Regions from separate parts of the Homo sapiens genome. Here region 1 is linked to region 2. Evidence: read pairs that join two places in POLR2A ChIA-PET (ENCODE). Cell type or tissue: PC-9. All regions are shown on one strand. Links, peaks and the distances in the headings refer to the core of each region. The heading gives the core; the rest is flanking DNA. Region 1 overlaps SCOC-AS1 (SCOC antisense RNA 1). Region 2 has its middle 110 kb from the start of SCOC-AS1.

What was found. ChIA-PET counts read pairs that join two places held together with the same protein. Peaks named below come from ENCODE experiments on the same cell type or tissue, not always from the same donor. Only the 100,000 strongest peaks of a DNase experiment are listed, where the experiment ranks them.
Region 1: POLR2A ChIA-PET joins it to region 2 with 8 read pairs; 2 of 35 experiments call an interaction of 5 or more read pairs at or near these places.

Annotation. Positions count from the first base shown.
Region 1 is chr4:140,341,892-140,344,701 of GRCh38, reverse strand. The region is part of intron 2 of SCOC-AS1 (SCOC antisense RNA 1); the gene reads left to right. It also overlaps a transcript of SCOC not described here. Among named protein-coding and RNA genes, the nearest start is that of SCOC-AS1, 30 kb to the left of the region's middle. In PC-9, for the core only: no CTCF peak of the experiment used is centred there; no DNase peak of the experiment used is centred there.
Region 2 is chr4:140,265,865-140,268,674 of GRCh38, reverse strand. It overlaps a transcript of SCOC not described here. Among named protein-coding and RNA genes, the nearest start is that of SCOC-AS1, 110 kb to the left of the region's middle. RefSeq lists enhancers at 417-916, 717-1,916. In PC-9, for the core only: no CTCF peak of the experiment used is centred there; DNase peaks (open chromatin) are centred at 914 and 1,524; H3K4me3 peaks cover 2,225 bases; H3K27ac peaks cover 2,500 bases.

The DNA.
Region 1 (2,810 bases), core at 247-2,746, 76 kb before region 2:
GTATCCCATTTCTTCAACAGCCCAGTACCTCGTACCTTTCCTCCCCTTATAAAGACTGAAAATACTCCTCTTTGATTTCCAAAGACCCCAGCATGTTTATGCAGTGCCAGGAGGGAAGCTTAGGTCTGGCTGGTGGTTTGTGTTAATTGTCTGGCTGCACTTTAGAAAGACGCTTTTTGAATCTAAGCATTTAGGGAGAAAGTGGAGAAGCGTGGCTGTATGAAAGAGCAATTGATGTTAAATATTCATGCTCTTGCTCTCTGTTAATCAAAATTAGTAACCCCCATTGCTTAGCTGCAGTCTTGCTGGCTTCATACTATGATTGCGCTAAAGGAACTTGGATAGAAAGCAACAACCACCACACGCACACACACCCCACACACACCCAAGGACTTGGGTGCTTGTAGGTTTGAAGTGTTTCCAGTTAACATTGTGCAATTCAGCACTGTCTATTTTTTCCAAGATGTTGAATGAACCATGGTTATCCTTTCCATCAGCATTTTAGAACTGCTCTCCCACTTGGTTCCTTCTCTCATGTTGAATTCAGCAAACTTTAGCCTTAAAAATCAGACATTTTCTGCAATAATCCTTAAAGCTAATTGCAGCATAGTCTAGTTCAGTTTTCAGTAATGATACAATTATTTTACAAGATAGAAAAGAAACTGACTATAATTGAACAAAATGTGGCGATATTATAGGTTGTTTTCGTAGCAACTTTGACATCATGTTTCCTGAACTTTTAGGAAATATTTTGTTTTTATTTATTTTAAAAAGTACATGTTATATAATGACAGCAACTTTAAAATTATCACTTAATTTAAAAGGAAAAAGAAAAACAGCTCTTAATTAAAACCTGTTTTTGTAACTATATTTTTTCAAGTTTTCTACAATGAGTATGCTTTATCATTATACTGAAAATAATAAAAGTTATATTTTTAAAAAACTGAGCTGTTGTTGAATGTATGTTTGAGAAGTTATCCATTTTTTCCTTACCTATGTCATCTGCAAGAGAAATGTTGGTGAATGTGCTGTCTTCCTCCTCCTCTTTCCTGGACCCGTCCATCTTGTTCAATTTTCAGACCTGTTAGTAAGAAAAATGAGGGCAGAGAAAAGCAGCAGTTGTCCCATGTGACCGCCCTTGTTAAATCATTAATCAGTGAACTTCCAAGCAGGTGCTATCTGATCCTTGCACTAGCCACCCTCTTCCTGCTTTCCACCTGAGAAGTTCTCACCTGAGTGTTGCATTCTTAACCGGAAGTGGTAGGAGACCCAAGTTAATGACTTACAACCCTTGACCGGAGGCTGCTGTGCTGGCACGGCTGCTGTACCCTGGCTAGATGCCAAACCCTGCCTTCAAGTTTCCTTAGGCTGAATTGCTCAAGGAAATTGTCCAAAAAGCGTAAGGATAAGGTTGGGGGAAGAAATTGACTTTATATGATTAACATATCTTTTAGATACCCACGGTAAACTTCTCAAGGATTTATCAATGACCAGAGCATGACCTGGGGGTAAGTCACAAACCCTCAGAGCCTCAATGTTCTATCTGTAATATGAGGATAAGTCTGTTGTGAGGATTAAATGGAAACTGCCTGGTACATGTATGAAGAAATAAGATTCATACATGTACATATATGCCATACATATATGCCATACATATATGTAGAAATATATGAAGAAATATTTGAAGAAATAAGAAGAAATATATATGAAGAAATAAGATACATGAAGAAATAAGATTATATATTGAGCTCATCAATACACTCTCATATTACTGTTCAGACACCTCATCCTGTAAAAGTTCATTGAAACAGCAAGGTCTCCCTTTTCTGTTTCTGGAGTTGAGCCCAAGAGGAGAGATGTTGGCTTCATTAGCCCTTAGGCAGGGACCCTTTGTTTGAGGAGGAAGTATTTCTTTACAACTATTTATCCAGGTGCCCTAGTTCACATTTGTATACAGACACAAAGCAAAACTATTTTAGAATTTCAAATAATCACTCCTTTGCGGAAAAAAATAGCCAAATTTGATGAAGCATTTTAAGCAGATATTAAAATTGTTACTACATGCTACATTCTGCACTGTGCTTTGATACATATAATATTTTTTTTATTCAGGCAAGTTCATTGTTACTATATCAAGCAGAATGGATGTGAGCTGTTGGAAATCCTGAATTTTAAAAATTAAATTCACTAGAATAGAATTCCCCCAATTTTTCAATTATATTCTGCAAATATTAAGTGCCTATTCTATACAAGCTGAGCACTTTGGAGGTTCAAAATAAAAGGTTTATTTATTTGCTATTAATAAGCTTATAAAAGTGTTCAAAAACAAGAATCCTGGAGGTTTACAGAAGGGAAAAAAATATATGCAGCTGACAGGACCCTGAAAGGCTTAGAGAAGGGGACATTTGAGATGCATGATCAATGAAAAGTGGGATTCAACAGGCAAAATTGGTCAGGTAGTGAGTGCTTTCTCAGTGAAGGAGTATGGGCAAAAGCTCAGAGACAGGAAGGTATTGGGCACATGCAGAAACCAAGAGTATGAGATACAGGTAAATAAGAGGTGGGAGATATGGTGGAAAATAGGATGTCATATCTAAGAGTGGTTTGAATGCTAGATTGTGTTAGTTCAAGTCCTCTAAGAATCAGACACCAAGATGGGATTAAAAAGATGAGATAAAATAGGGAGGGAGGCAGAAAGGTTGGAGGGACATTAGCCCATGATGCAAGTCTGACAAAGTGAAGTGAAGTGAAGACAAAGTGGAATGGAAGGTCCAGCTTGATCATCAGAATAAAGAAATTTTGACAAAGAT
Region 2 (2,810 bases), core at 275-2,774:
ACTCCCTTTGAGATCCCCTGCTTTCTGACCAGCACAACATGTCAGCAGGAACTAAATGATGACCTCAGCAGCAGTCCAAGATTATTTTGGTTACATTACTCTCTGTGATTATCCAAAAGGGAAAACAAAAAGTCATTTAAACATGCAGCTCGTGCTCTTCCAGCACAACAAAGGATCTCCTGGAAATCTTTCATTTTTTAAATGACATTATAATGTTATGCTTTGTTTTCATCACTTTTATCATCATTTCTTAGCAGAGGCCCAAGTGGCTCAGCTAGGGTAAAAGGGAAAAAATTATAATGATTCATTTGTATACATTTGTCCTAGTGGGAATTTGACGTGATGGAAACATAAGAATATTAAATTAGAGGCACTCACTCCCTTATTCTCTGTTCTATTTGAACCAGACACAAGATACAAACGTTATATGGGGCCCAAGAATGCGACAGTAATTCAGTGATGCATAAGCCCCCACCAGAACACTTGGTTATTTCTAAACTGAGAGGACATGAGCTTTCTCTGCTCTCTGGTGCCACTGATGCCTCTCTTTTAGTGAATCCTTCACCCCATCCCAAATCAATTCCTCCATTAAAGTCCCTCCCTTAAGATAACAGCTTATGTCGTTCTGGAGAGAATGGGGTCAAGTAAGCCACATACTGGACTGTCCTGAAGTCGGTTGGTTTCCCTACAAACCTCTTTCAGCAAGGCGTCCCCAGGCCGGTCCTTAGCAGCTCTCTTCTAGGAATCAGAGCTGACCAGCTCCGGAGGCCAGTGTATCGGTCGGGATCTAACCAGGAAACAGAAACCACCAGGGAATTCCAGACAGGACTTTGAGGCAGGGATCAATTACACAAGGGATGGAGGAGCCGAGAGGCCAGCCAGGGTGGGGTGAGGAATCCAGACTGCAAAGACAGGAAGCTGACACCACCTCGGGGCAGAGGAAAGGGAGGAGGGGGTTCCCGGAGCTCAGGGTGCCTCGCGGAGTCTCCACGTCACTGGGTGGAGGCTGGACCCTTAGTGGACCTGTCTGGCAACAAATGGAGTGGGAGAGGTGCGCGGCTGGGAAGGAGGGGAGAAGGCCTCGTTTCTCCCTCTCTACCTCCACCATCCAGCCTGTCAGCGCCTCCTATCATCCTCCGATCTTAGAAAAGCAACCTACAAGGGTCAGAACCCTTTGATTTAGAACAGGGTAGAGGAAGGGCAAGAAACAGATCCCAGGAAAACAGAGCCAGAATGTGCACTGCCAGTAACCCCGCAAAGCTGGTCTCACTCAGATCTCCGCAGTCTCTCCAGGCCCCTGCACACATCCACCCCTAGCTCACGTTCAAAGGTCTCAAGCCACTGACGACTATGCTGACAACACTGATGCAACCTTGTGGGATACCAGCCTTTCTCATGAAGGCTCCGCTCCCATCAAATCTCCAGCATCAGTCAACCCGCTCCTTTGGCCTCCCACCCAGTGCTACCTTTAGCTCACTGTGGTTCCCGCTGACTCACCAGTGTCTTTACCGATTTGACTTGATCTTAGATCCATTTCTGTAAGCTGAACTCCAGCTCTAGTGGGTGTGGTCTGGGTTTGGTATCAAATAACCTTCTTTCTCACCACAGAAATATTCTATCCTTTTCTCTTTTCCAGCAGAAGATGGTGTTTTGCTCTCATGATAGGCCCAATTCAAGAGGGAAGGGAGGGAGACTCCACCTCTTTGCAGAAGAGCTTGTAGGGTGAGAGAGATTGCTGTGGACAACTTTGAAAATACAACGAGCCCCAGGAAGAGACTTTATAGATCTCCTCAATACTAATTAATAGTTTTTCTCAAAGATTTCCTCTCTCCCTTACTTTTTCTCTTTCTCCCTTCCTCCCTTTTTATTTTCTTTTAGTACCTAGACACAGGAAAACTTAATCTTTGGGAACCAGCACATTTCTGAATACAGCGTAATTATAGATTAAATTTTGAAAGACTTAATGGCTCTTTATTTTGTCTTGATTTTGTCAGTCTAGACTCTAACACCTTTACCACTAATATATTCTAATATATTAATAGAAGGAAACTGAACTCAGGCCCCATCCCCATGTTAGAGACTGATTGTGCCCTCTCAAATTTAATGTTGAGGTTCTTCCTAATCCCCAATGTGATGGCATTAGGAAATGGAGCCTTTGGGAGATAATTAGGTAATGAAGGTGTAGCACCTCACTCTCTGGGGTGCCCTTATAAAACGAAGACTCCTGAGAGCTCTTAGCCCTCTTTTTAGTTACCAACACAGAAAAGGGCCTTCACCAGAACCTGACCATACTAGCACCCTGATCTGCTACTTCCAGCCTCCAGGTCTGTAAGAAATAAATTTCTGTTGTTTATAAGCCACCAAGTCTATGATATTTTTGTTACAGCAGCCCAAGCTGACTCACACCCCCAAGAAAGCTGTCTCTACTTGCCATCTTCCCCATGGCTATCAGGCAACACAATCATCTTCTAGGTATGACATTATTACCCACAAAGTTTTTCTGCAACTTCTCCGTTTCCATCTTTGGCCATGTCAGGGAGTAAATAGACGCTCTCCCTCCCTAAACAACAGGACTTAACAGCAATCAAATCAAAGATTGGGCCTCAGAATTAATTGTACCAGGCCTACCCAGCAGAGAGCAGGAGCCCTTGAGACCATGGTTCAGCTGGGGAGACAGCCCTGGACAGAGCAGAGGGCACCTCTGCCAAAGTAGGTCCTCCAGCCCTGGCTGCCTTAGTCTTTCCACCAATCCCTGGAAAAGAGGCTTTTCTGGTGTGATCTAGCTCCCACAGCGGGAGAGAGAAGAGTTC